Regions from separate parts of the Homo sapiens genome. Here region 2 is linked to region 1. The links are chromatin loops, found by intact Hi-C in ENCODE. Cell type or tissue: heart left ventricle. All regions are shown on one strand. Each heading gives the region's core, and the rest is flanking DNA. Links, peaks and the distances in the headings are about the cores only.

Region 1 (16,396 bases), core at 5,964-8,463:
TATTTATTTATTTTATTTTATTTTTTTGGAGACAGAGTCTCACTCTCTCACCCAGGCCGGAGTGCAGTGGCGTGATCTTGGCTCACTGCAACCTCTGCCTCCTGGGTTCAAGTGATTCTTGTGCTTCAGCCTCCTGAGTAGCACTGGGATTACAGACATGTGCCACCACACCTGGCTAATTTTTTGATTTTTAGTAGAGACAGGGTTTTTCCATGTTGACCAGGCTGGTCATGAACTCCTGGCCTCAAGCGATCCACCTACTTTGGCCTCCCAAAGTGCTGGGATTATAGGCATGAGCCACCGCGCGTGGACCTGGCCTTTATTGTTTATGGTAAGAAGTCAGCTGTGATTCATTTTATACCTCCTGTGTATATGATGTGTGCTTTTCCTCTGGCTTCTTTCAATATTTTATCTTTATCTTTGGTTTTTATCATTTTGACTATTATATACCTAGGTGTGATTTTCTTTGCATTTATCCTCCTTGGGGTTTGCTGAGCTTTTCACACCTTAATATTTTTCATGAAATTTTAGGGAATTTTGTTCATGGTTTTTTGATGTTTTTCTTGTCCTATTCTCATTTTATTCTCCTATCCTCCTTCTGGGACTCCCATTGCACATATTTTAGACTGGTTGATATTTTCCTACAGGTTTCTAAGACTATTCATTTTTCTTCAGTCTTTTTTTTCTTTATTCTCCAGATTGGATAGTTTTTGTTATTTGTCTTCAGTGATTTTACTGACTCTTCTGTCACCTCTAATCTGCTATTAAACCTATCAAGTGAATTCTTCATTTCAATTATTTAACTTTTCAGTTATAGAATTTCTTTTTGGTTCTTTTTGTATAGTGTTATCTGCTGACATTTCCTATCAGTTCACTCATTAAGGCCGCCTTTTAAGCCTTTGAACATATTTATAATAGATTCTTTAAAGTCTTTCCTAAATGTAATATCTGTACCATATCAGGTTCTGTTTCTTTTCTTTTTTCAGAGACAGGGTCTCACTCTGTCACCAGGCTGAAAAGTGCAGTGGCACAGTCATAGCTCCTGCAGCCTCCAACTCCTGGGCTCAAGTGATCCTCCCACCTCAGCCTCTTGAGTAGCTAGGACCCACAGGCATGTACCACCACGCCCGGCTAATTTTTAAATTTTTTTGTAGAGATGAGTCTTTCCATGTTGCCTAGGCTAGTCTCAAACTCCTGGCCTCAAGCGATCTCCCTGCCTTGGCCCCTCAAAGTGCTGGGATTATAGGCATGAGCCTGGCCCTCAGGTTCTGTTTCTATTAGTTGCTTTTTTTCCCCCTTGACTGTGGGTTATCATTTCCTATTTCTTTGCATATTTAGTACATTTTTGTTTTATACTGGGCAATATGATCATATTCTATATTGTGTTATCTATCTCTGGAGAGTATTAATTTTTGCTCTAGTAGGCTATGCACCTTGACCTTGTACAGGCTTGTTTTTATGCATTTTAAAGGGTAGGTCTGTAGAAAGCCAATGCATTTTTCAAACTCTTCTAATTTGATACCATTTAGCCTCCAAACTCTATCTCCTCTGTGGGTTTTGTCAAGGAATGGCTTTAGACTTTTTTGGGGTGGGTCTAGAGCACACCTTCATCGACAGTATGGTTTTTATTACTAAAGCATTATCTGTGGGGCATCTCAGCTAGACACCAGCAGTTTTAACAAGGTCTCCCCATTTCTAGCTAGGCCTGAAGGCCAACATTTTTCAGCACTGGAAAATCTTGCTAGTGTCTTGTTACATTCTCAACTCCATAGCACCTGCTCTGTGGGAAATCATATGTAGTCTCACTCTCTGCATGGATAGTCCAGACCTTGGCCAAGGACTCATGGGGAGCTCCTACACAGACTTTAGTACCCTGCTCTTTGTATCTCCCTCTTCTCCAGTGCCCTGCCCTGCAGATTCCAGGTACTTTCACAACTCCAAAATCTATTCTCTGCCTCCTCAGCTTAGTGGGACCACTGTCCTCTGCTTGGGTTCCATGTCCCTGTTCTGTAGATGGGAAAATTTCCCCAGGCAGACACCCAGGGAAATAACAGGACTAACCTGGTGAGTTTCCCTTCTCTCAAGGGATTGTAACCTTGTGCTATCTATTGTCCAGTGCCTGAAAACAACTGTCTCATATATTTTATCCAGTTTTACAGTAGTTTTTGGTTTGAGGGCTCATTTGGTTATTTCATTAATGCTGGGAGGAGAAGCCCCAGTACATAGTTTTGCTATGTGTTCGTAATGTCATCTGATTGAAAATTTTCTATCTACTTCATCTTTAACAGTTGAAGACCTATGTGAAGAGGTAACTTGATACTGATAATGATCTCTTTCTTCCTCCTTATCCCCACATGATCTCAGCAAAAATGTAAACTCATGTTTAAATGGACATGGTGGTTTGTTTAGTGGTTATTTGAGGACTTGTAGATGGTAAACATTTTAAGTCTCTCATTTTGTAATGGTAGTTTGGCTCTCTTAAAAGTTCAGATTTGGCTGGGTGAGGTGGCTCATGCCTGTAATCCCAGCACTCTGGGAGGTTGAGGCAGGAAGATCTCTCGAGACCAGCCTGGGCAACATAGTGAGACCCTGTATCTACAAAAAATTACAACAATTTCCCTAAACAGTTTAATATAAAGAAAAAAGATTAGCTGGGCATCGTGTACACCTGTAGTTCTAGTGAGTTGGGAGGCTGAGGTAGGAGGATCCTTTGATCCCAGAAGTTGAAGGCTGCAGTGAGCTATGATCACCCCACTGCACATAGCCTGGGCCACAGAACATGATCCTGTCTCAGACAGACAGACAGACAGATAGATAGATGATAGGTAGATAGATAAGTAAGTAAAAGAGTCCAGATTCAAAATTACTTCAGATCTTTGAAGATAGTACTGGATCATCTTCTGACATTTAGCATTGCTAACTCATGGGTTTTTTTTGCTAATTTAATTTTTTTGGTAGCTCGTAGGGTTTTCTGCTTATCCTTGTTATTTTGGGTTTCACTGTGATGTGTTAACTATGTGGCTTTTTTAATTTTTGCTTTTGCCTTGTTTTTTCGAAATTTAGCCTGCTTGACGTTTGGTAAAACTGTTCAGATAGCACTTACATCTGTCTTTGTTTTATATTTCTCAGTCATTATTTCTTCTGGATCTATTTTTAATGTCTCTTGCCTTTTCTTTTAATTGATATAAAATTCATATATCATAAACACAACCATTTTAAAGTATACAATTTGGTGGTTTTTAGTATATTTTCGGGATTGTATAACTAATATTTTTTGGCAGGGTCTCACTCTGTCACCCAGGCAGGAGTGCAGTGGCGTGATCATGGTTCACTGCAGCCTCTACCTCCTGGCCTGAGGTAATCCTCCCACTTCAGCCCTCTGAATAGTTGGGACTAGAGCTGTGCACCACCACACCTAGTTAATTTTTTTGTTTTTGTTTTTTTTGGTTTTTGTTTTGTTTTGTTTTGTTTTTGTTTCTGAGATGGAGTCTTGCTCTGTTGCCCAGGCTGGAGTGTAGTGGCGCGATCTCGGCTCACTGCAAGCTCCACCTCCTGGGTTCATGCCATTCTCCTGCCTCAGCCTCCCGAGTAGCTGGGACTACAGGCGCCTGCCACCAAGCCTGGCTAATTTTTTTTTGTATTTTTAGTAGAGACAGAGTTTCACTGTGTTAGCCAGGATGGTCTCGATCTCCTGACCTCGTGATTCGCCCACCTTGGCCTCCCAAAGTGCTGGGATTACAGGCGTGAGCCACTGCACCCTGCCATTTTTTTGTATTTTTTATAGAGATGGGGTTTTGCCAAGGGGTGGTCTCAAACTTCTGGGCTCAAGTGGTCCTCCCGCCTTGGCCTCCCAAAGTGCTGGGACTATAGGCATGAGCCACTGCTTCCTGCCTGTATAACTGTTATCACTATCCAATTCCAGTACATTTTCATCCAGAAAAAGAAACCGTGTACTCATTAGCAGTCACTCTGCTTACTTTCATTCTCTATGCCTTGGCAAACACTAATCTACTTTCTGTCTCTGTCGATTTGCTTATTTTGGACATCTCATATAAATGGAATCATACAATATGTAGCATTTAGTGTGTGGGTTCTTTAAGCATTATATTTTCAAGGCCTATCCATGTTGTTTCATGTAACAGTACTTCATTTCTTTTTATGGCTGAATACTCCCCATTTGGTTAAGCCATTCATCATTTGATGGACATTTGGGTTGTTTCCACTTTTAGCTGTTCTGAGTAATCCTGCTATGAGCATTCATGTACTAAGTTTTCTTTTACATTTGCTCTTTTACTGTGTCCAATCTAACCATCCATAGAGTTTTAATTTCAAACACTGTATCTTTAATTTCTTTTCTTTTTTTTGTATCTTTAATTTCTAAGATTTCTTTTTTTTTTTTTTTTTTTTTGAGAGTCTCGCTCTATCGCCCAGGCTGGAGTGCAATGGCGTGATCTCAGCTCACTGCAACCTCCACCTCCCTGGTTCTAGCAGTCCTCCTGCCTCAGCCTCCCAAGTAGCTGGGATTACAGGCATTCACCACCATGCCCGGCTAATTTTTTAAATATTTTTAGTAGAGACGGGGTTTCACCATGTTGTCCAGGCTGGTCTTGAACTCCTGACCTCAGGTGATCCACCCGTCTTAACCTCCCAAAGTGCTGGGATTACAGGCATGAGCCACCGTGCCGAGCCAGTTTCCAAGATTTCTAATACCCCATTACTTTCTGTTTAATTTACGACAGTGTTTCCTTGTTTCATGGCTTCTTTTTCTTTTTAAAGGTATAAAATATAGATACTTATTTAAAAATCTCTCCCAGATTGTTCTATTAACTTTATTTCCTTAGGTATAAGTGCATTGGTTGATGTGTATTATCGTTTTCATGGTATTAATCTTCTTTGCCTGGTAATTTTTAATTAAGAGCTAATTGTTCATGATATGTTTAATCTGAACACATTTTGTGTTGACAACTGTCCCGTAGGAGGCTCTCTGAGTTGCTGAGCCTTAGCCTTGTATGATGTATACCTAGGATTAATCTTTGTATGGGTGGTAAGATGCAAAGCTCTTGCATCTTAATAGATTATATAGTTCTGAGTCCTTTCACCACTTACATGAAATGGCTCTATGGCCCTCATCTCATATCAGTGAGGCTGCTGCCAGAATCCCCTTGGCTGTAACCAACATTCAGGTAGACAGGCAGTGCACCTCTAGTCCTTGTTCATGTGTTGCTCCCTTGCTTAGACCTCCTGTGTGTGGCTCTTGCTCTTAAACCTATGAGTGTTACAGTATTAGCTCTATGTTTTTTCCTAGTCTAGGCCCAAATACTATGCATCTTTTTAGTTCTTGTCTACTATTGTGGAATCTCTCTTTTGTTCCCTTTTTGTTGTTCTTTTCAAAGGAGGAGAAAGAAGAACACCTTTCCATTTCTGGTCTATAAAGATTTCTCTCTTCTGGCCAGATATGGTGGCTTACACCTGTAATCCCAGCACTTTGGGAGGCCAAGGCGGGCAGATCACTTGAGGCCAAGAGTTCAAGACCAGCCTGGCCAACATGGCAAAACCTGTCTCTACTAAAAATACAAAAATTAGCCAGGCATGGTGGCACAACCCTGTGATCCTACTTACTCAGGAGGCTGAGGCAGGAGACCCTGTTGAACCTGGGAGGCAGAGGTTGCAGTGAGCCAAGATCATGCTACTGCACTGCAGCCTGGGTGACAGAGCAAAACTCTGTCTTAAAAAAAAAAAAAAATTTCTGTTTTCTTTTTTTCTCACCATGACTATGTATTTATTAAGATTTAAAAATATTTGTATTATTTTATATGTTTGAACAGGAAGATGAGATTTCAGCATATGCTTAATTCATCTTGAAATCAAAGGCTTTTACTTAGTTTTTGTTTCACCTTTTTACATTTAACTGTAGTCAACCTATCTGGATTTGTATGTTTGTGTGTGTGGAGTGAGACTACTGAAATTGATTTCCCCCCAAATATCTACACAATTTATTTTAAATTAGTAAGATTTCTGAAGAATTCAGTTATTTACAAACCTTTTCTCATATATCCACATTTACCCCATTTCTGTACTGTCTTACTAATCAAACTGAAATAGGATTCAGGTACAATTTTTTCTTATTTCACAGAATGGTAATTGAATCACAGAAAAGGGGGGTTGCCTTAGGTCAGAAAGTTGATCAGTGGTGAAACTGAAGATTGACGTAAGACATCCTGGTTTAGTGCTAAGTTCATTAAACTTCAGTGTAGCATACCCTTGCTGTCCTATTATCAAGGGCTTTGTAACTGAATTAGGTTTGAAAAACAAACTAATGGCAAGAACAATATTACCCATTAAGATTGATAGCTACAATTTTTGTTTTGTTTTTTTTTTTTTGAGATGGAGTTTTGCTCTTGTTGCCCAGGCTGGAGTGCAATGGCACGATCTTGGCTCACTGCAACCTCCACCTCCCAGGTTCAAGCAAGTCTCCTGCCTCAGCCTCCTGAGTAGCTGGGACTACAGGAGCATGCCACCACACCTGGCTAATTTTTGTATTATTAGTAGAGACGGGGTTTCACCATGTTGATCAGGCTGGTCTCGAACTCCTGACCTCAGGTGATCCACCCACCTTGGCCTCCCAAAGTGCTGGAATTACAGACGTGAGCCACCGTGCCCAGCCGATAGCTAGGATTTGATCTTGGGAATGTGCACACTTTTTTGAGGTGGTTAAAACATTATGAGATATGTAGCATGAATGCCTTAGGAGAAACTTGTGCTGTTATTTTAGGGCATATTTTTTTAATCATCGTTAGGTTTTTAAAGTTTAATTTTTGTGTAATATCAACATTGTCAACCTCAATAACAAAGCAGGCCAGGCGCGGTGGCTCATGTCTGTAATCCCAGCACTTTGGGAGGCTGAGGCAGGCGGATCACCTAAGATCGGGAGTTCGAGACCAGCCTGGCCAACGTGATGAAACCCCATCTCTATTAAAAATACAAAAAAAAAAAAAAAAAGCCTAGCGGGGCATGGTGGTGCATGCCTCTAATCCCAGCTACTTGGGTGGCTGAGGCATAAGCATCACTTGAACCCAGGAGGCGGATGTTGCAGCGAGCCGAGATAGCGCCATTGCACTCCAGCCTGGGTGACAGAGTAAGACTCCGACTCAAAAAAAAAAAAAAAGGTACATGCCTGAGAGTCATTCTTGAATTTTTCAGCCTTCAGCTCTAAATTAGTTCATGTACTAGACTTGTGTTTATTACATAATGAGTTGATTTATTAAAAAATACAAGAATATCAGAACTATCAGTTCTGAAGCTATCTGGCATTAAACATGACCTTGTGGAAATTAACAGAAAATAAAAATTGATTTAGCAAATGTAAAAAATTGAAAAGATGAGGTTAAATGTCCTAATCCCATAAAGTAATTCTAAATGTTCAAGCAATTTGCTGATGCATAGCCATTTCCAGTCATATTTTAAATCTTGTAGATAATCTTTTCATCAGGGAAAAGCCTTCTTGGCTCACCAGTTTAATAAACAAATCCAGAAATCCTGGTTCTTATCCAAACTGCTTGTTTGACTTTGTTGCCATTTCTTCTCACACAGAAATACAGTCCATACTGCCCGGAATCTCTGCAAAGCTGACTTGGACTTCAGAGGAAGGCAGCTATTCTCAGGATATGACAGGGGTAACACCCTTCCAGATGATTTTTGAGGCAGGTTTTGTTGTGGTCTTATAAATTACTAATGATTTTATTCTTATTTTTCTGCAATCTAATAACAAGAAAGAAAAGCCTAGGTCCATCAAAGTTCCAAGCTGGAATGAAATAAGGCAATGGTTCCCAAACTTGCCTGTGCAGACATTAGATCACCTAGGAGCTCCCAAAATACTGTCGTCTGTGTCCCACTCTGAGTGATTGTGATTTAATTGGTCTGGGTGTTGTAATTATTAGTCTTCTTGGGCTGCCATAACAAAATACCACAGACTAGATGGCTTAAGCAATAGAGATTTATTTTCTCACAGTTCTGGAGGCTAGACGTCCAAGATCAAGGTGCTGTCAGGGCTGGCTTTGGTGAGGCCTCTCTTCCTGGCTTGTAGACTACTGCCTTGTCACTGTGTCCTTACATGGCTTTTTTTCTGCATGTGGATGAAAAGAAAGAGATCTCTAATGTCTCTTTATTTTTATTGAAAATTTTTTTGGTAGAGATGTGGTCTTGCTATGTCGCACAGTCTGGAGTGCAGTGGCTATTCACAGGTGCAGTCATAGCACACTACAGACTTGAACTCCTGAGCTTAAGTGATCTTCCTGCCTCAGCCTGCCGAGTAGCTGGTAGCTGGGACTACAGGTGGGAACTACTGGCACCTGGCTCTGGTGTATCTTTTTATAAGGACACCAGTCCTATTAAGACCTGGGGTCAGTGCCCTACCCTTGTGACCTCATTTAATCTTAATAACCTCCTGAGGGCCCTGCCTCCAAACACAGTCACTTTGGGGCTTAGAACTTCAGCATATGGATTTTGAGGGACACACTCAGTCCGTAATAGGTATGGCATAGGCTTTGGAACATTTTTTAGATCCCAGGTGATTCCTAATATGCAGATGAATTTGAGAACCACTGAAACAAGCCCTTATTTGAATTTGGATCTCCTAATAAAGAAAATTAAAAGTGACTCCCAGTGCAGATCCTACCTGGATACATTTTTATTAGTTTGGTTTAGAGATCTCTTTATCGACTTATTTGTAGTCCAGATTTATGAGGGTGATAATTCATTCTCCATTCCCTTTAACAGGTCTCTCATCTCCTATTTTCCTTCCTTAGAGTTGGTGGAGACATAACGAATTAGAGTGCTTTAAACATTCTCCCAGGAAGCCCTTGGGCAGCCTTTCTCCATGTTTGAATAATTATATGCTCATTCTGAAAGGAATGGGTATGGTATCAGGACAACAGATATCCCTGGCTGTGCCTTATCTTCTTTAGGAGAATGGAGGGTAAACAATCTGGAGCAATTAATGGTTAGTCAGCTCTGAAACTATTCATGTCAAGTAGCAATAAAAAGGTGATTCCAGTGAACCAAGAAGGGCAATTCTAGGAAATGAGGTTCTGTGTTTCAGTCAGCCTGAACAAGCAGTAAGTTGTATACATAACATTTATATATATTATGTAAGCATCCTGACAAGTCTATGAAGTGGGTAGGATGAGGATTATCACCCCATTTTACAGACCAGAAAGTTGAGATTCAGAGAACTTGACTGACTCTCCCAGTGTCATACAACAGTTAAATGGCAGAATTAGAACTTGAACCAAAGTCTGACTCATATAGATCAGGGCTATTTCAATATTTACTTATTCATCCAGACGTGTGTTTGTTCAAGTCAGTGTCAGTGAGCTAGATACTATCTGTAGGTACAGTGTCTTAAGATATGTTACTTGATCCTGGCTGGGCGCCGTGGCTCACACCTGTAATCCCAGCACTTTGGGAGGCTGAGGCGGGTGGATCATGAGGTCCGGAGATTGAGACCATCCTGGCTAACACGGTGAAATCCCGTCTCTACAAAAAATACAAAAAATTAGCCGGGTGTGGTGGCAGCCTGTAGTCCCAGCTACTCTGGAGGCTGAGGCAGGAGAATGGTGTGAACCCGGGAGGCGGAGCTTGAAGTGAGCCGAGATGGCGCCATTGCACTCCAGCATGGGTGATAGAGTGAGACTCTGCCTCAAAAAAAAAAAAGATATGTTACTTGATCCCAAGGAACCTGGAATATAAATAGAAAGATCAAGAAGTAAACACGTAATTACAATACGGTGTGATTCCCAGGATGGATGATAGAAGTGAGCCCTGAATGCTATGTTAGCATGGAGGAAGGGCATCTAATCCATGGGAAGAGGTTGAAGTCTGGAGGTCTTGATGAGACTGAAAAACAGATTTGCTGGGTGTAGGAGATTCTGACACTTGAAAGAATAGGAAGTTGTTATCAGAGTGATAAAGTTTCTCTTATTTCTTTATTGCAAAAGTAGTGTTTCCCTCAGAAAAATCAAAGTATGATCAAAACAAACATTTAGAATACACATAATTTGGCCTTTCAAGGCAGCCGTTATTAACACCTTGGTGTACATCTTTTCACAATAGAGTGGGACATTTCAATTTAAGATTTTCAGAATGGAACAGTTCCAAGCCGTGGCCATGGAAATAGGTGGCTGGGAATGAGTGGAGGTCAAGGTCATTATTGTTGAAGAGGTCAGGGAACTGTGAGACTAAGTTATTGCTTAGGCTAGTTATCTGCTTGGATATGGATGTCAGTCAAGATGATGACAGCATTTGGCATACAGAGGAAAACTGTGAGCTTAGTGACCAGCAGTCAGCTGGTGATGGAGATGAGAAGTAAAATAATAGTATAGTCAAACGGCATTAGCCTCAAGGGAACAAGGATTTCCTCATGCATTTCTTCCATTATATCTCATTGTTTTTGGTACTGTGCAGCTATGTAGACAATATTTGAATGAAGAGAATGAGAAGAGATAAAAGGGAGATTGTAAAAGATTTCATCATGGATGCCTCAATTGAGGAGAAAGGTTAAGTAGCAAGGTTCACAGCAAAGGCTAATAGAGACTCCATGGAAAAGCTATAATAAATGATCCATTAATTTGGGCCTGCGAGGAAAGTCAATTGCAAGGAAGACTGAGGAAAGTTTCATTTAGGAGAGATATTGGGTTTTGTGTTTATGCCCACAGCTAGTCTTACATCTTGGTGTTCATTAGGCTGGGTAACATGTCCCTTCAAAAGCAATCTGATTTTATAAGATCTTCTTGACAGCTTTATCCAGTTTAATATTTATTTTTGTAATAATACTAAGTGATCAAGTGAATGGAGTTATACATATATACATACAAACATATATATGCACAAACATATCTATATATTTATACATCTGTACTTCTGTGTGTATGTATCTAAGGTGAGGGGGCAAGAGAGAGAGACAGACTTTCTTCTAGAAAGTGATATAAGGGCTCATGACTGTATAAGTTCATATTTGAAAACATACTTCTATATTCTGTCATATAATTAGACATATTTAAAGGTGAAGGCTAAAACCATATGATTCAATAGTAGTTTCTGCTGTGCACGGCTGGCAGCATCTATTTTTTTCATAACAGTAAATAAGTAAATTCACTGCTTCTGTAGGTATGTCAGGCTGGGGTACTGGGTCTCTAACACCCAACACCCAACTGTAAAAGGCTTTGTCATCTCTCTCTTCCTCTTTCTAATAATTTTTTTTTTTTTTTTTGGGAGGGAGTCTTGCTCTGTGGCCCAGGCTGGAGTGTAGTGGCGCGATCTCAGCTCACTGCAAGCTCCGCCTCCCAGGTTCATGCCATTCTCCTGCCTCAGCCTCCTGAGTAGCTGGGACTACAGGCACTCGCCACCATGCCTGGCTAATTTTTTATATTTTTAGTAGAGATGGGCTGTGTTAGCCAGATGGTCTCGATCTTCTGACCTCATGATCCGCCTGCCTCGGCTTCCTAAAGTGCTGGGATTACAGGCGTGAGCCGCCGCACCCAGCTTCCTCTCTCTAATAATTCTATGAGTAGATCTTAAAAGGGTCCTCTAACCCCTTTTAAGGGGTTAGTTGTGTTGTATTAATTATCCTCTCTGACCTGACATTAGTCACTTTATCCTAACTCTGGGATAGGTGTCGGTCCTTCTGCTGTATTCCTTTAGCACCTCATTTATCTAAATTTCACATTGTCATATAAATTAGTCTGTCTCATCTACTGAACTGTGAACTCTTCTAATTCTGAGATTGTCTTATTTATTTTTATAAGCCCAGGTACATAATAAGCCACATTAATATTTTATGAGTGAGTAAATGCATATATTGAGTAGCCATACATAAGCATTGCTTGTCAGGCTCCATAAAAAATAATGATGGATTATATATTACCCCATTCAGATAGCTACCTGTATACACAGAAAATGAACATTTTTGGAGAGGCAGCATTGGATAGTAGAATGTGGACTTTGGAGTTAGTCAGCTCTAGGTTTGAATCCCAGTGCTGCCACTTAACTAGCTGTGTATGACCTTGGACAAATTAATTAGCTTATTGAGTCTCATTATCCTCTTCTATAAAATGGAGTTATTTCTTACTTGCATAGAAACTGCTTGACATGTAGCAAGTAGTCAGTAAATATCATCATTATTCATTGTAGTCTCTCTCCAGTAGTTGCTCAAGGAACTTTCACTTCGGTTGTCTTACTGTTAGATATAATTAGCCCTCTCTATGATACGCCCTATAATCACCAAGGTTACAAAGCTTTGAAAGTGTTCCAAGAAGTTGTTTTGGAAGTGGTAAGCACAGAAAATGCTTTAAAGACTATTGCTTTTTGGTTTAAACATTTTATACTAAAATTTTAAAAATGAAGGATGTGACTATGATATGTATACCAATTGCAGTTATTATTTAATTACCACTGTTAACATGCATGAATAATCCTAGACATATTTACAGAATTTTCTAATAATCCCCCATCCATTTTGGTAATAATGTTTTTTTTTTTTTGAGATGGAGTCTCACTCTGTCACCCAGGCTGGAGTGCAGTGGCACGATCTCAGCTCACTGCAACCTCCATTCCAGGTTCAAGTGATTCTGGTGTCTTAGCCTCCCAAGTAGCTGGGATTACAGGTGCACGCCATCTGTAATCGGCTAATTTTTTTTTGTATTTTTTCAGTAGAGATGGGGTTTCACCATGTTGGCCAGGCTGGTCTTGAACTCCTGACCTCAAGTGATCTGCCCGCCTCAGCATCCGAAAGTGCTGGGATTACAGGCATGAGCCACTGTGCCCAGCCCATTTTTGTTAATTTTTTCAAATACTTTTTCAAATAATTTTTTCTTTTTTTGTTTTTTTTTTTTTTTTTTTTAGACAGAGTCTTTCTCTGTCACCTAGCCTGGAGTACAGTGGTGTGATCTTGGCTCACTGCAACCTCCGCCTTCCAGGTTCAAGCAGTTCTCTGCCTCAGCCTCCCGAGTAGCTGGGATCACAGGTGCCCGTCACCACTCCAGGCTAATTTTTGTATTTTTAGTAGAGACGGGGTTTCATCATCTTGGCCAGCCCTGGTCTTGAACTCCTGACCTCAGGTGATCCACCCGCCTTGGCCTCCCAAAGTGCTGGGATTACAGGTGTGAGCCACTGCACCTGGCCCAATTTTTTCTATCTTTAATCCCAACCTATTGCCACAGTTTTTGACTTCTTTTTCAGTGTACTTATAAAAAACATTAAAAGGCCAGGTGCAGTGGCTTATGTGTAATTCTAGTGCTTTGGGAGGCCAAGGTGGGAGGACTGCTTGAGGCCAAGAGTTTGAGACCAGCCTGGGCAACATAATGAGACCCTGTCTCTACAGAAAATTAAAAAATAAAAATTATCCAGGTGTGGTGATACACACTTGTAGTCCTGGCTATTTGGGAAGCTGAGGTGGGAGGGTTGCTGGAGCCCAGAAGTTCGAGGTTACAGTTAGCTATGATCATGCCACTGCATTCCAGCCTGAGTGACAAAGCGAGACCCTGTTTCTAAAAAAAAAAAAAAAAAAAAGTAATAAAATAAAAATATTGTAATAGTTTATCCTTCTATATTTGCATGTTTCTTCTTTTTGTATTATCATATTTTGACATCTGGGACCATTTTTTTTGTTTTTTGTTTTTAACATATACCTAGTACATGGCTGTGTATTCTCTGAGCCAACAATAAAAACCTACTGATTTCTGATTGTATTTCTTCTTTCATTTTTTTGGAGTTCTGCATTTTCTAGGAGACTGTTTCTAACTTTGGTTTTAGGAACACTATAATAGTGAGTCAGTATAGGTAAGTGGTTAATGCTAAAGATTTATAGCCAAGTTGACCTGGCTAACCTTGGACAAGCTGTTTAACCTTTTTGAGACTCTTTTGTAAAATATTTATTTTTATTTTCCTTCATTTTTAAAAATCCAGATCCTGCACAATCTTTTATTTATAAAATTTGGGTACCTAATAGAGTTTTTGTGAAGGTTAAATGAGATAATATAAATAAGATACCTTAGCACCATCCCTGCTGTAAAATCATCACCTAGTGGTAAATCTTATATTTGTAGGGAAGTGTTTGTAGTATATTGGCAAGAACATGGGCAATTAGTATTAGAAAGACTTAAGGTCACTCACAAAACAAAAAAGAAAGACTTACAGTCAAGTTCTGGCTATACTACTGAACAGCTAAGTGACCTTAGGCATGTTGCTTAACTTCTCTGAGCCTTTTTAAAAAAATCTACAAAGAAGGGGCCAGGCGCAGTGGCTCACTTCTGTAATCCCAGCACTTTGGGAGGCCGAGGTGGGCAGATCACCTGAGGTGAGGAGTTCGAGACCAGCCTGGCCAACATGGCGAAACCCCGTCTCTACAGAAAATACAAAAAATCAGCCAGGCATGATGGCACGCACCTGTAGTCCCAGCTACTCAGGAGGCTGAGGCAGGAGAATCGCTTGAACCCGGGAGGCAGAGGTTGCAGTGAGCCGAGATCACACCACTGTACTCCAGCCTGGGCAACAAGAGCAAAACTCCATCTCAAAAAAAAATATATATATATATACAAAGAAGAGATTGTAATACCTACCTTACAGGATTATTGTGAGGTAGTATATATATAGCAACTGCACAACACTTGTCACATAGTAGGTATTCAATGAGTGATATCTATTATTGTTACCATGTATAATATACACTTTCTTTCCTTCTTTTTTTTTTTTTTTTCGAGACAGAGTCTAGCTCTGTCACCCAGGCTGGAGTGCAGGGGCACCATCTTGGTTCACTGCAACCTCCACCTCCCAGGTTCAAGTGATTCTCCTGCCTTAGCCTCCTGAGTAGCTGGGATTGCAGGCGCATGCCACCACACCTGGCTAATTTTTGTGTTTTTAGTAGAGATGGGGTTTCACCATTTTGGCCAGGTTGGTCTCGAACTCCTGACCTCAGGTAATTAGCCCACCTCGGCCTCCCAAAGTGCCGGGATTACAGGCATAAGCTAACACGCCCAGCCTACAATTTCAAATATATGGATCCTTAAAACAGTTCTGTGAGGTCAAAGCGGTAGGTTTTATCCCTATTTTGCAGATTAGGAAATGAGGTCCAGAGCAGTGATTTTTTTTTTTTCAAGAGTATTTAAGTAATTTTTTTTTTTTACAGAACCAGTACTAGAACACAGGTCTTCTGACTTTTGAGCTTTTTGCTCTTCAGCTTTTCCTTATAAATAAATGTTTGGATTAATGGATTGATGTCAAAAATAGGTTCCTTTTAGTGTTTGCTCCTTCCGACTCCACTCAGATTCTTTTTTTAAAATTTCTTTCTAAAAAAGCATAACTCAGATTCTTAATACAGATTGTTCCAAAGCACATTAGGATGGTGGAGTTATTCTTACCAACTTCAGTCTGAATTACTTTTAAATTTGTCCCCAAAGGTGGTTTTGACATTATGGGTTTTACTCTGATCTTTATTCTCGTGTCTTCTGAAGTTCCGTGTAATAGATACTCTAACCCAAGAAGTGATGGCTATTTAGATTTTCTTTTGCATACAATTCTCATTCCCAAAGATGTCTCCCTTTGGTTGTCCAAAAAGCTTTCTGAGGTATAGTTACTTTTAGAAGAGGAAATACCGTTTTAATTCATTTGTGCTCTTGAGATTGTGTATGTGTGGTAGGTGTTTTTGTTGTATTATTACAGGTTGATGAAAAGCCCAGAACCTTGATGACAGATTGTCTGGTTATAAAGCATTTTTTACGTAAAATCATCATGGTGCACCCTAAGGTAAGCTGTTCCTTTGTACAATAATGATTCTCTTATTTAAGTCATTGTTTTCCAGAGACCTTTACTGTGTAGGACATGGACAGATGTGATTGGTTCTTTTTCTTTCAATGAAGATGATTAAAACGTTTAATATTTGAGGTCATGGTGGCTCATACCTGTAATCCCAACATTTTGGGAGGCCGAGGCGGGAGGATCGCTTGAGTCCAGGAGTTTAAGACCAGCCAAGGCAACATGGTGAGACTCTGTCTCTACAAAAAAAATTTTAAAAATTAGCCAGGTGTGGTAGTGAGCTCCTGTAATCCCAGTTCCTCAGGAGGGTGAGGTGAGAGGATTGCTTGAGCCCAGGAGGTTGAGGCTGCAGTGAGCCATGATTGTGCCACTGCCCTCCAGCCTAGGTGACAGAGCGAGACCCTGTCTTTGGAAAAAAAAAAAAAAAAAGACAACTTTCAACTTTCAATATTGAATTGATTTGGTTTCTATGTCCTTAAGACAGTTGTTTTTTTTTTTTTAGAGAGACAAGGTCTCACTATATTGCCTAGGCTAGTCTCTAACTCCCAGGCTTTAACAATCCTTCTGCTTTGGCCTCCCAGTGTGCTGGGAT
Region 2 (12,387 bases), core at 6,358-8,857, 50 kb before region 1:
TGAAAGATTACTTTGAAGTTCTCTCCTAGCTCTGATATCTGTGCTTCTACCACGAAACTGGAACTGGCTCTCTGGTGTGTACCTCACAGTTAGCTGCATTTGAGGCTATTTATTATTATTATTATTTTGAGACGGAGTCGTGCTCTGTCACCCAGGCTGGAGTACAGTGGCTTGATCTCGGCTCACTGCAACCTCCTCTTCCCGGGTTCAAGCAATTTTCCTGCCTCAGCCTCCCGAGTAGCTGGGATTACAGGTGCATGCCACCATGCCCGACTAATTTTTGTATCTTTAGTAGAGTCAGAGTTTTGCCATGTTGGCCAGGCTGTTCTTGAACTCCTGACCTCAGGTGATCTGCCTGCCTCAGCCTCCCAAAGTGCTGGGATTACAGACGTGAGCTGCCGTGCCAGGCCTGAGGCTATTTATTATTTTTAATAGCCACTCTTTCAGGCAATGGCATTAAAGAAACAAGGGCATAAACTGCAACTCTTCCCAGAGGTAGGATTATGTGTTGGTTGGTTCGGGGGAAGGAGGCACCAACCTGTGCATGACGGTCATCAGGGACACTTGGTCAGGGACATTAAAGCTGATGGGATGAGAATCAGCTGCCCATGGCCAGGCGCAGTGGCTCACCCTTGTAATCCCAGCACTTTGGGAGGCCGAGGCAGGTGGATCGCGAGGTCAGGAGTTCAAGACCAGCCTGGCCAACATGGTGAAACCCCTTCTCTACTAAAAATACACAAATTAGCCAGGCGTGGTGGTGGGCATGAAATCCCAGCTACTCAGGAGGCTGAGGCAGGAGAATCGCTTGAACCCGGGAGGCAGAGGTTGCAGTGAGCTGAGATTGTGCCACTGCACTTCAGCCTGGGCAACAAGAACGAGACTCCATCTCCAAAAAAAAAAAAAAAAATTAGAGAATCAGCTGCCCTGCCAAAGGAACTGGAACCACCAAGCTGCTGCTGCTGTACTGGTTACGGGAACTAAGGGTCTCAATGACAGCCTATAATATCGTGACCCAATTAGAAGTCAAGGGTATTAAGTCTTATGATTAGCAAAATAATATCTTTTATAATTTCCTATTTTCAGCATTTCATAATCCTTCAAGAAGCCTTGTAAGATAAACATTCTCATTCTTATTCTATTGATGAACAGACTGATGTTCAGACACCTAAGTGAATGTACAAGTTCACAGAATTAGTTCATGGTAGAAACTCCAGGTCTTCTGAATCCTAATATGTTCTTTCCTCTCTGCTAGACAGGGAGTATAGCAGAATGGTTAAAAGCATTGATTTTGGAGTCAGACTCCTTGGGTTTAAAACATAGTTCTGCCACCCACTGACTATGTGACCTTGGGCAAGTTACCTCCCTAGGATTCAGTTTCCTTACATGTAAAATGGCACCATAATGTGGGGAACATCAAATGAATTATTGCAGGTAAATGAATTATATGCAGCACATAGTAAGCACTTAATCAGTATCAGCCGTTATGATTTTACCGTATTATTTCCCATACTGTTTCCCGATTTGGAGAGGAAGCACATTGAATAAAGAGAACACTGAGATCACCTATCTCAGCTCTGTGACTGGGTTGCTTTGGAAACTTGTTATTTTGCTCTGTAGTGAACCAGTACAGTCAATGATGAAGAAAATATCTGGTTCCTTCTTATTTGAGTTGCAAAAGCGAATGGAATGATATCCACCAAGTTTGTTGAGCTTCTCAGTGAATCCACATTTGCTGCTTACATTACCAAGATTCATGGAAAGGTTTTGGCTCTGCCCACCAAACATACATACATAGCCGAATTCTCAGTTCTTGTTTCAATACCAGGGAAGAGGTGTCCCTCTTTTCACCTAAGATGGATTCTTCTGGCTCCTATGCTAAGTCTCATCCCCTTCTGCAGCCTCACGGCCCTCACTGCTGTCTCTCAGCTGGTTCCTTCCCATCAGCATTTAAACATGCTCAAGCATTTGCCAGCTTAAAAAATAATCAAGAAGCCCCGACTTCCCTCCATGCATTCCCCTTGCTCTTTATGTTCACAGTCTTCCTGAGTCATTTGCACTCATTGGCTTCACTTCCTCGCCCCTGCTCAATCAAATATTTATGCAAAAACTATATGGCTAATTATATACCAGGCACTGTGCTGGGATCTGGGGATATAATGATGAGTAAAATGGATACTGTCTGTTTTCTCTTGGAAGAGCCTGTGGTGGGATTGACAGACATTAATAAAATAACCCATCAGATATATAACCACAAAGTATAATGAGTGTTATGAATGAAAAGTTCAGGATGTTAAGAGAGAACTGAACAGAGTCATAACCTCAGATCACCTGAGCTGAGATCTGAAATATGAGAAGCATTAACCAGACAGAGTGGGGAATAATAATAGCTGTTACTAACATTAACGTGGAACTGTATTTCTAATACTTTACACATAACATTTCATTTAATCCTTTATAACAACTCCAAGAGGTAAGTATTAACCCCATTTCACAGATGAGGAAATGGAGACATTGAGAGATTAAGTACCTTACTCAGGGTCATCAAACCAGGCAAGGGTAGAGCTGGGATTTTAACCCAATCTGACCCTTGAACCCATGTTCTTAGCCACAGAGCATATGGCTAACAGGCCTGATGTTGCAGGACACATGGTGTACATAGGAAATGGAGAAAAGAGGCCGGGTGCAGTGGCTCACGACTTTGTAATCCCAGCACTTTGGGAGGCCAAAGTAAGCGGATCACAAGGTCAGGAGATTGAGACCATCCTGGCTAACACAGTGAAACCCCTTTTCTACTAAAAATACAAAAAAATTAGCTGGGCGTGGTGGCATGCGCCTGTAATCCCAGCTACTCGGGAGGCTGAGGCAGGAGAATTGCTTGAACCCGGGAGGCAGAGGTTGCAGTGAGCTGAGATCATTCCACTACACTCCAGCCTGGGCAACAGAGCAAGACTCTGTCTCTCAAAAAAAAAAAAAAAAAAAAATGGAGAAAAGAGGCTGCGCGCGGTGGCTCACGCCTGTAATCCCAGCACTTTGGGAGGCTGAGGCAGGTGGATCACCTGAGGTCAGGAGTTCGAGACTAGCCTGGCCAACATGGTGAAACCTCATCTCTACTAAAAATACAAGAATTAGCCGGGCGTGGTGGCAAGTGCCTGTAATCCCAGCTACTCGGGAGGCTGAGGCAGGACAATCTCTTGAGCCCAGGAGACGGAGGCTACAGTGAGCTGAGATTGTGCCACTGCACTCCAGCCTGGGGGACAGAGTGAGACTCTTTTTCAAAAAACCAACCAACCAAAAAAAAAAAAAAAAACAATACAAAAGAAATGGAGAAAAGACCAGGGTGCAGGGAAAACAGAGGGGAAGAGGGAATGTGTAGAGAATTGCGACTGGGGAGATAGGCAAGGGCTAGATCATGCAGAGCTTTTTATGTCATTATTTAAAGAATTTTGATTTTCACCTTTAGAGCCCTGAGAGACTATTGAAAGGTTGAAATAAGGAAGTGATAGGATCAACTTTGTATTTTAAAAAGGTCACTGTAGCTGCTATGGGGGGAATAGGTTACTCCAGTTGCTATGGAGGGGTGCAAAGATGTGTGAGAAACCAGTTAGGAGGCTACCACTGTGGGTAGGGTGACAGAGAAGATGGTAGCTTGAACTCAGTTGCTGGCAGTGGAGATGGAGTGCACAGGTTGAAAGAATTAACCAGATGTGGTGATGGGATAGATACAGGGGTGGTGGTGAGGAAAAAGGGTTAGTCAAGGATGAGTTGTGCAACTGGAATAATGGAGCTACTATTTGCTGAGATGAGGAATACTCCAGGAAAACCAGGTTTGGGTGGAGAGATTGTTGGTTTTGGAACCTAGGTTTGAGGTATCTTTGAACCAATCAAGTGGAGATATTGAGTAGTCAATTGTATATGGGCGTGGACTTTAAAGGGGAGGTCTGGACTTAAGATACCCATTTGGAATACATCAGTGTAGAAATAGATGGTAATTGAAGGGGATAGATGAGCATTGATACAATTGACTTAATCCAATGCAACAGAACTTCCACTCTAAAGCTGCTTTCAACAAGGTTGTCAATAATCCTATTGCACCTGGCTAACAAGGTGAAACCCCGTCTCTACTAAAAATACAAAAAATTAGCCGGGCGCGGTGGCAGGCGCCTGTAGTCCCAGCTACTCGGGAGGCTGAGGCAGGAGAATGGCGTGAACCCGGGAAGCAGAGCTTGCAGTGAGCCGAGATTGCGCCACTGCAGTCCGCAGTCTGGCCTGGGCGACAGAGAGAGACTCCGTCTCAAAAAAAAAAAAAAAAAAAAAAATTATCCTATTGCAAAATCCAGCTGTTAGTTTCCAATTGCTGTCTTACTTCTCCTCTTGGCAGCAATTGACTCTAATTATGCCCTGCTTCTTGAAATTTTCTTCTTTTGTTATGGGGTTGCCATTCTCTTGGTTTTCCTTCAACCCTTGTGGTCCTTCTCTGTTTCTTTTGTGAGTTCCTTTTCTGCTTGTCGCTTAATTTTGTTATTGATGGTGGTGTTTTGTCTAGGCCTTTTCTTATTCTCTGCGCTCTTCCTGGGCCATCTTATCTACTGTGCGGCTAGAGTAGTCTCTTTAATACATCAGACAGATCATTCCTCTTCTGGAAACCCTTCAGTGGCTCCCCACTGCCCTTGGGACAAAGTCCAAAGTTCTTAACCAAGTTTGCACACCCTGCTTACCTCTCCAGCCTGGTCTCTCACCACTTGCACTTGGCACTCTGTGTCCTCACCATAAGGAACCTCTTAGAGTTTCCCCAGTGTTTATGGGATTTTGAGCATGCTCTTCCTTCTGGTTGGAATCGCTCTTCCTCTTCCATTCACCCAATGTTTACTCATCCTTCAGGTATCAATTTAGATGTTACTTCCTCTGGAAAGCCCTCCTTGAGCTCCAAGTCTGGGACAGGGGCATTCTGAGAGCACTCCATACTGGATTGTCACTGCCCATTGGTTGTGTTCTCTTTTACAGCATGAGCGCCATGAGGGAAGAGAACACAATTATTTCACAGTTGTATCCCCAGCAGAGCAAACATATAGATATCTGTGCAATAAACTAATGAATGGAAGAAAAGACCTTGGGAGAGAAGAGGAGTCCTTATTGTCAGTAGATGAAACAAAATGTTTTCATATCAAATGATGTATTTCCCATTTCTTTTATCCCTAATCTATCTCCATCACTTAAGCAGCAGCAGCAGCAGCAGCAACGGCAACAGCAAGTAAGTGCTTTGTAGATGCACTGCCCTCTGCATAGGGATGATACAGAGAGATCAAAGTTAAATTCTTCACTTTGGAACCCTTTATTAGACCCTTTAAAATCTACAGCAGAGAGCTGGGCACAGTGGCTCCTGCCTGTAATCCCAGTATTTTGGGAGGCTGAAGCAGGTGCATCACCTGAGGTCAGGAGTGGGAGACCAGCCTGGCCAACATGGTGAAACCCTGTCTCTACTAAAAATACAAAAATTAGCCAGGCGTGGTGGCGCATGTCTGTAGTTCCAGCTACTTGGGAGGCTGAGGCAGGAGAATTGCTTGAACCCAGGAGGCAGAAGTTGCAGTGAGTCGAGATTGTGCCACTACACTCCATCCTGGGTGACAGAGCAAGACACCGTCTCAAAAAAAAAAAGAAAAAAAAAAATTAAGGAGAAGGGGGCTGGGAGGAGAATCCTAAGAGACTGAGAGACTGAGTTTAAAACTTGCAACGATTGACGGCTGGGCATGGTGGCTCACGCCTGTAGCCCTAGCACTTTGGGAGGCTGAGGCAAGAGGATTACTTAAGGCCAGGAGTTCAAGACCAGCTTGTGCAATAATAGTGAGACCTCCATCTTTACAAAAACTTTAAAAATTATCTGGGCATGGTGGTGTATGCCTATGGTCCCAGATACTTGGGTGGTAGAGGTGGGAGAATTGCTTGAGCCTGGGAGGTCGAGGCTGCAGTAAGCCATGACCATGCCACTGCACTCCAGTCTGAGCAACAGAGTGGGACCCTGTCTCAAACAAACAAAAACAAAAAACCAAACTTGCAACGATTGCATTATTTATTTTTTTTAATCATCCAGCTCAAAATGTCAGATTGCGTTATCTTGATTGGTGAAGTTAATTCTTTTTTAGCTATCAGTAGAAATGAGAGCTGACGAACTAAGTTGAGAAATAAAGAAAATGACATATTTCCTCACTTGAGTCTATGACTTGAAATTGTAAACAAGCATGCTGCACAAGTAAAGGTCGGAAAGGTGGCTTGCTAGGGGAGCCTGATAGCTTCCGAGGACTGACCTGATTTCCTGTGATTACTTAGACCATGAAGTCAGCTTGGTCTTGGCCAGCTTGGGGCATGGTTTGCAAAGGATAATCAAGTATTCGAAAGCAAAAGTCTGCAAATGAGCCAAGATAAAGTGCCACATCAGATAGGGAATTCTAACAGGTGGGGGTAGGTGGAGGTGGGGTACAGAGGACTGAAGACAGTCATGCCTTGAGCTCCCTTACACAGTGTAGAAAAGTGTGGGTTCTCAGAGCCCCAAGGGATGTTCTAAGCTGAGCGATGCTGTGAGTGCATGCTGCTATTGATGAAATCGGAGAAAGTAGAACCGATTTGAGAACATGGAAATATTACATCCATTTATCTTTCTCCAGGTGGGACTCAAACCAGCACTTATTTATGGACGATCCCTCTCAAACGATTTTTAACTTGCAAACCTAAATGCCATTAAAAACTGGGCCCATATGAATGATTCAGACTCATCTGGGAGCAGTCTGGGACCAACCATGATTCTCAATACCTTTGAGTTTATCAGTCAATAACGAACCACTTTTTCTTCCAAGAAGCTCATGCCACTAACCCCTGTGAATACACAGACCTTTGAGAAAGTGTCTTAATTTGTTCAGCAGCAATAAGAAAAACAAGAAAAGAAAAAGTGTCTGATTACACTCATCTGCTTAAAATAAATTTTGATGGCATCTGTTTAATACTAATAACTGAGGGGGAAGGCTTCGGGGTTCCTCAGTTGAATTGCACTAGAAACTGAGTTGTACTAGAAAACCCAGGGCACTCAGAGAAGAATAGGTTTTGTGTACATCTTTGAAGCTATAGACATTTGAGGTCAGTTTTCTGTATCTCAGCCTAATTTACTTGTGCTGTGGCGCACAGCTAGTAGCTAGTCATGTCAACTACTATGGCTTCTGAAACTTCCAGGGTGTGAAGATATCAGACCGTGTTTGAATTCTGGTTCATCTTTTTCTAATTGTGTGAACTTGGACAAGGTATTTAACTTCTCTAAGCATGAGCTTCCTCATCTGTAAATCAGGGATAATTTTACAGAAGGAAGTTGTGATGAGAAATTAAATAGTGCTTGTCAGATGCATGACACCTGGTACCAGATAAGGGCCCAATAAGTGTTAGCTATTACTGTTATCATTATTTTACTTGTTTTGTATGTAGGCAAACCTTGCCTTAGGTAAAGTATAATGTATGAAAATCTAGATTTGCATAAAATGTTAAAGGGGGAGATTATTTGCATTACACAAGGATTCTTCAGTTTATGAAAGAACTGATAACAGGGTTTCTTTTAAACAGTCAACTTCTCAGTATGTCTAAAATGATTTGATTCATACAAAACTTGGCTTATACAATGTTTTAGGAACACAGCTAGCATACAAAGCACAGGATATCTATAATACAATCATTCAGGCCAGGTCTGAGCCACTGTGACAAGTTAACAATTACACTCCTGGGTATTCTCCACGCCCCTTTATAAAGGGATTAGATGGATTCTCTGTGGGTTCAACAGGCAGATCTGGGACCAATGGGTGGAAGACATGGGGCAGAGAAAGGGAGTAGACTTTAGCTTGATATAATGAAAAACTCTCTACAAAACCACTGCTGCCCAAAGCTGGAATGGGTTGCCTCTGAGGCGGCAAATTTCCCAACACGAGATATTCAAGTAAAAGCTAGATACCAACTTGTTATGACTGTTAGAATGATTACTGCATGAAATAGAGAGGTGAAGTACGTCAGTGTTTCCCAACCCTAAACACACTAAATACACTATGTAAACTGGACCAACACTCTACCTTGGATACCAGAAAGAGGTTGAGGAAGGAGGTAGAGAGAAGCTAATCAGGAGAAGAGGTGGGGATAAAGGAAATGAGTTGAAAAAAATATTGCTTCTCTGGCTGGGAAATACTAGATTAAATGACCTTTAAGATTTCTTCTAATTTAGGCCGGGTACGGTGGCTCACGCCTGTAATCCCAGCACTTTGGGAGGCCGAGGCAGGTGGATCACCTGAGGTCAGGAGTTTGAGACCAGCCCGGCCAACATGGTGAAACCCCATCTCTATGAAAAATACAAAAATTAGCTGGGTGTGGTGGCAAATGCCTATAATCCCAGCTACTCAGGAGGCTGAGGCAGGAGAATCACTTGAACCCGGGAGGCAGAGGTTGCAGTGAGCTGAGATCACACCACTGTACTCCAGCTTGGGCAATAAGAGCAAAACTCGGTCTCAAAAAAACAAACAAACAAAAAAAAGATTTCTTCTAATTTAAATATTCTAAAACTCTGATTGTTTCATAGACATTATTTTAACTATATTTCTGGGAGGATTTTCCTATTTTAGGTATGGAAAACTAAAACATAACACCTAAAGAAAGAGGTAAAATGGGAAAAGAATAGAGACATCCTGACCCTTTCAGACCTTTGATCCCATAGTCTCTTTCCAATTGGTGAGAATGAAAGTTGGGGAAACAGAAGTCAGAAGTGGCCTTAACGCCAGAACAGATGAAAATCAAATTGACTTTATTATTTTTAAATTATTATTATTTTTGAGACGAAGTCTCTCTCTGTTGCCAGGCTGGAGTGCAGTGGTGTGATCTCAGCTCACTATAACCTGCACCTCTCGGGTTCAAGCAATTCTCCTGCCTCAGTCTTCTGAGTAGCTGGGACTACAGGTGCTCGCCACCACGCCCGGCTAATTTTTGTATTTTTAGTAGAGATGTGGTTTCACCATGTTGGCCAAGATGGTCTCTATCTCCTGACCTCATTACCTGCCTGCCTCGGCCTCCCAAAGTGCTGGGATTACAGGCGTGAGCCACTGCGCTTGGCCATTATTATTATTTTTTGAGACAGTGTCTCACTCTGTTGCCCAGGCTGGAGTGCAGCAGCCCAATCTCAGCTCACTGCAACCTCTGCTTCCCAGATTCAAGCAATCCTCCCACCTCAGCCTCATGAGTAGCTGGGACTATAGGTGCTCACCACCATGCCTGCCTAATTTATTTTTTGTAAAGGCAGGGTTTGCCATGTTGGCCAGGCTGGTCTTGGGCTCCCGAGCTCAAGCGATCTGCCCACTTTAGCCTCCCCAAATGCTGGGATTACAGGCGTGAGCCAACGTGCCGGGCCTAAGTTTTAATTTTTTTAAAGATGAGGTCTCATTATGTTGTCCAGGCTGGTCTCCAACTCCTAGGCTCAAGCAATCCTCCTGCCTAGGCCTCCTCAAGTGCTGGGATTACAGGCGTGAGCCACTGTGCACAGCCAAGTCAACTTTTAGAGATCGGTGAAAAATCAGCTCAACTAAGGTTCCAGAAAACTAGCTTTAAAGACTGTACACCTGTATCCCTGGCAAAGTGCTTCGGAGTACTGTAATCACACACAGTCAGGATGTCTCAATTCTTTTCCCATTTTACCTCTCTTTAGGTGTTATATTTTAGTTTTCCATAGCTAAAATAGGAAAATTCTCCCAGGAATATAGTTAAAATAATGTCTATGAAACAATCTGAGAGTTTTAGAATATGTGGAGTCAATGTCCTCTTTAATGAGGCTGCTGGAAGAATTTTTGTCTCAATTAGCCTACCTGTCTTTCAAATACAGTTGATCATCTGGTCTTTGGATCAATAGGTTTACTTGACCATATGTGACCACATTACAGTGCTGTTTGCATTCCCAAGGTTTCTAAGTCACAAAGAATACTTCTCTTCCAGTGGACATCAGCTGGCAGGACAAATCCAGCCCTACTTAGAGATAAGGTAAAAAGCCAATTATAGCCTGGGCGCAGTGGCTCACGCCTGTAATCCCCCCAGCACTTTAGGAGGCTGAGACAGGCAGATCACATGAGGTCAGGTGTTCGAGACCAGCCTGGCCAACATGGTGAAAGCCTGTCTCTACTAAAAATACAAAAATTAGCCAGGTACGGTGATGCATGCCTGTAATCCCAGCTGCTCGTGAGGCTGAGGCAGGAGAATAGCTTGAACCCAGGAGATGGAGGTTGCAGTGAGCCGAGATCCTGCCACTGCACTCCAGCCCAGGCAACAAGAACAAAACTCCTTCAAAAAAAAGCCAGTTACACAGGGCAGAACCACTTTGTGATGTAGATTTTATTGGCTATCTAGGCAGAGGAAAAATTGGACAATAATAGGAAAGGAATGAAATCTCCTGGGCTGGCCCAGCACCTGCTACTGGTGGATGAGAAATCAGACTTTGTGCAAAGGGTGACTTGGCCAGGAAGAACAGGAAGTTAGTCAGTATCATAGTCAGTTATTCAAGGAGAGGAAGAAAACAGGGAATGGGGGTGAAGAACGAAATACTCGAGTTATATAAACTTTGGTACTGTCCCAGGAAAAGAATCTCTCTTTTCCCCTAAGTCTTAGAAAGGGGAAGAACAGATGCTGTAGTCCAAGAATTGCACAAAAGTCAGCACCATTATGGCCTCTAGTTGCCCCCATTAGCCCAATAATATTCCTCTGCTAGAACATCCCTGTCTGACCCCTGATAAGAAAGCAGAGGGAGGTGAGTGGTGAAGCTGCCCCAGATTCTGTGCTCCAGGTGGAGAAGGCCTCAAGAAGGTGAAGGGATGAGCTAATCTGAGCCTCATGGCCCCATTTCCAAGGATGTGATTAGTGGAGAGTCACCTGGGACCTGCTCCATTTCAGGAAACCCGGTTATGGGAACTGGTATGGGACAGACTTTGCTCAGGACCCGAGAGAAGCAGTTAACCCTTTCCTACTGTCTGGATGGGAAACAGCTTAATAGTTGCTTGGTTCTTTCCCAGGGGAGGGAGTCTTCAAATGGACTTCCTTTTGCATCAGCTTGGAAAGGCGGACCTCAAGGATATTTTCTACTTAAGTTCCTAGGGTCAGCCTCTTTAGGGCATTTGAAAGCTCTAGGGGAGCCTAAGAAACAAGGTGGGGCCTTAAGAAGTGTCTAGGAGACACAGAGAGGGCACATTCAAAAGGAAAGCTCAACAGTCCCTAAAATGTCATTGTTCATCTGGCAGCACTCCCTAGGATGTTCTGGTTCCACTCAAACCCTTGAGTTTGGGTCAGAATCAGTCTTGGGCTCTTCTTATAGGGGGGCAGGGAGTGTGTCTCAGACAGAGGGTTTCTTTTTGGAATAAACAAGATATCCAAAGTAGACATGTGATATGGTTTGGCTGTGTGACCATCCAAATCTCATCTTGAAGTGTAGTTCCCATAATCCCCATGTGTCATGGGAGGGACCAGGCGGAGATAATTCAATCATGGGGGCAGTTTCCCTCATCCTGTTCTTCTGATAGTGAATTAGTTCTCAAGAGATCTGATGGTTTTATAAGGGGCTTCCCCCTTCACTGGGCACTCATTCTTCCCCTTCCTGCTGCCATGTGAAGAAGTATCTGTTTACTTCCCCTTCTGCCATGATTCTAAGTTTCCTGAGGCCTCCCTAGCCATGATGAACAATGAGTCAATTAAAACTCTTTCCTTTATAAATTACCCAGTGTCGGGTATGTCTTCATGAGAATGAACTAATACAACATGAAACAGTAATATAAATTCTGAGGTGGGTGCAGAAATGGAAGCAGAATCAATATGTCACCCAGTCTAAGGACTGGAAATAACTGGCTCCCTACAGACACTGCCAATAAATGAGACCTGGAAGGCCAGGGCTGAAAATATCGAGAGCCATACTCAAAGCCTCCTTGGTTGGCCTAGTTAACTAAGGTGACCTTAACCAAGGGCAGGTCATTTAGTTTCTTTGGGCTTCAAATTTCTTCATCTTAATAGATAACTGATAATTTCCAAAGTCCCTTCTGGCTCTAACATTCTAGTGTTCTGAGGATGAGGTCTGAGCAAAAAACCGTTTTTAAAATTTTAATTTTTTTTTTGAGACAGGGTCTTGCTCTGTCACTAAGCTGGAGTGCAGTGGCATAATCATAGCTCACCGCAACCTCCAACTCGAGGGGCTCGAGATCCTCCCACCTCAACCTCCCAAGTAGTTAGGACTGTAGGCATGCATCACTGTACCTGGCTAATTTTTAAATTTTTTTGTAGAGACAGGCTGTCACTATAATGCCCAGGTTGGTCTCAAACTCCTGGCCTGAAACAATCCTCCTGCCTTGGCCT

What was found. Hi-C counts contacts between places; a loop is a spot of excess contacts. Peaks named below come from ENCODE experiments on the same cell type or tissue, not always from the same donor. Only the 100,000 strongest peaks of a DNase experiment are listed, where the experiment ranks them.
Region 2: a loop joins it to region 1, with 2.4 times the contacts of the local background. A loop is called at or near these places in 5 of 110 quality-filtered maps.

What each region holds. Positions count from the first base shown.
Region 1 is chr11:66,780,570-66,796,965 of GRCh38, forward strand. It overlaps TOP6BL (TOP6B like initiator of meiotic double strand breaks), which reads left to right. Exons shown (of 15, transcript NM_001302084.2): 3 at 7,591-7,700; 4 at 15,712-15,795. Among named protein-coding and RNA genes, the nearest start is that of TOP6BL, 44 kb to the left of the region's middle. In heart left ventricle, for the core only: no CTCF peak of the experiment used is centred there; no DNase peak of the experiment used is centred there; H3K27ac peaks cover 414 bases.
Region 2 is chr11:66,729,692-66,742,078 of GRCh38, forward strand. It overlaps a transcript of SPTBN2 not described here. Among named protein-coding and RNA genes, the nearest start is that of SPTBN2, 6.7 kb to the left of the region's middle. In heart left ventricle, for the core only: no CTCF peak of the experiment used is centred there; no DNase peak of the experiment used is centred there.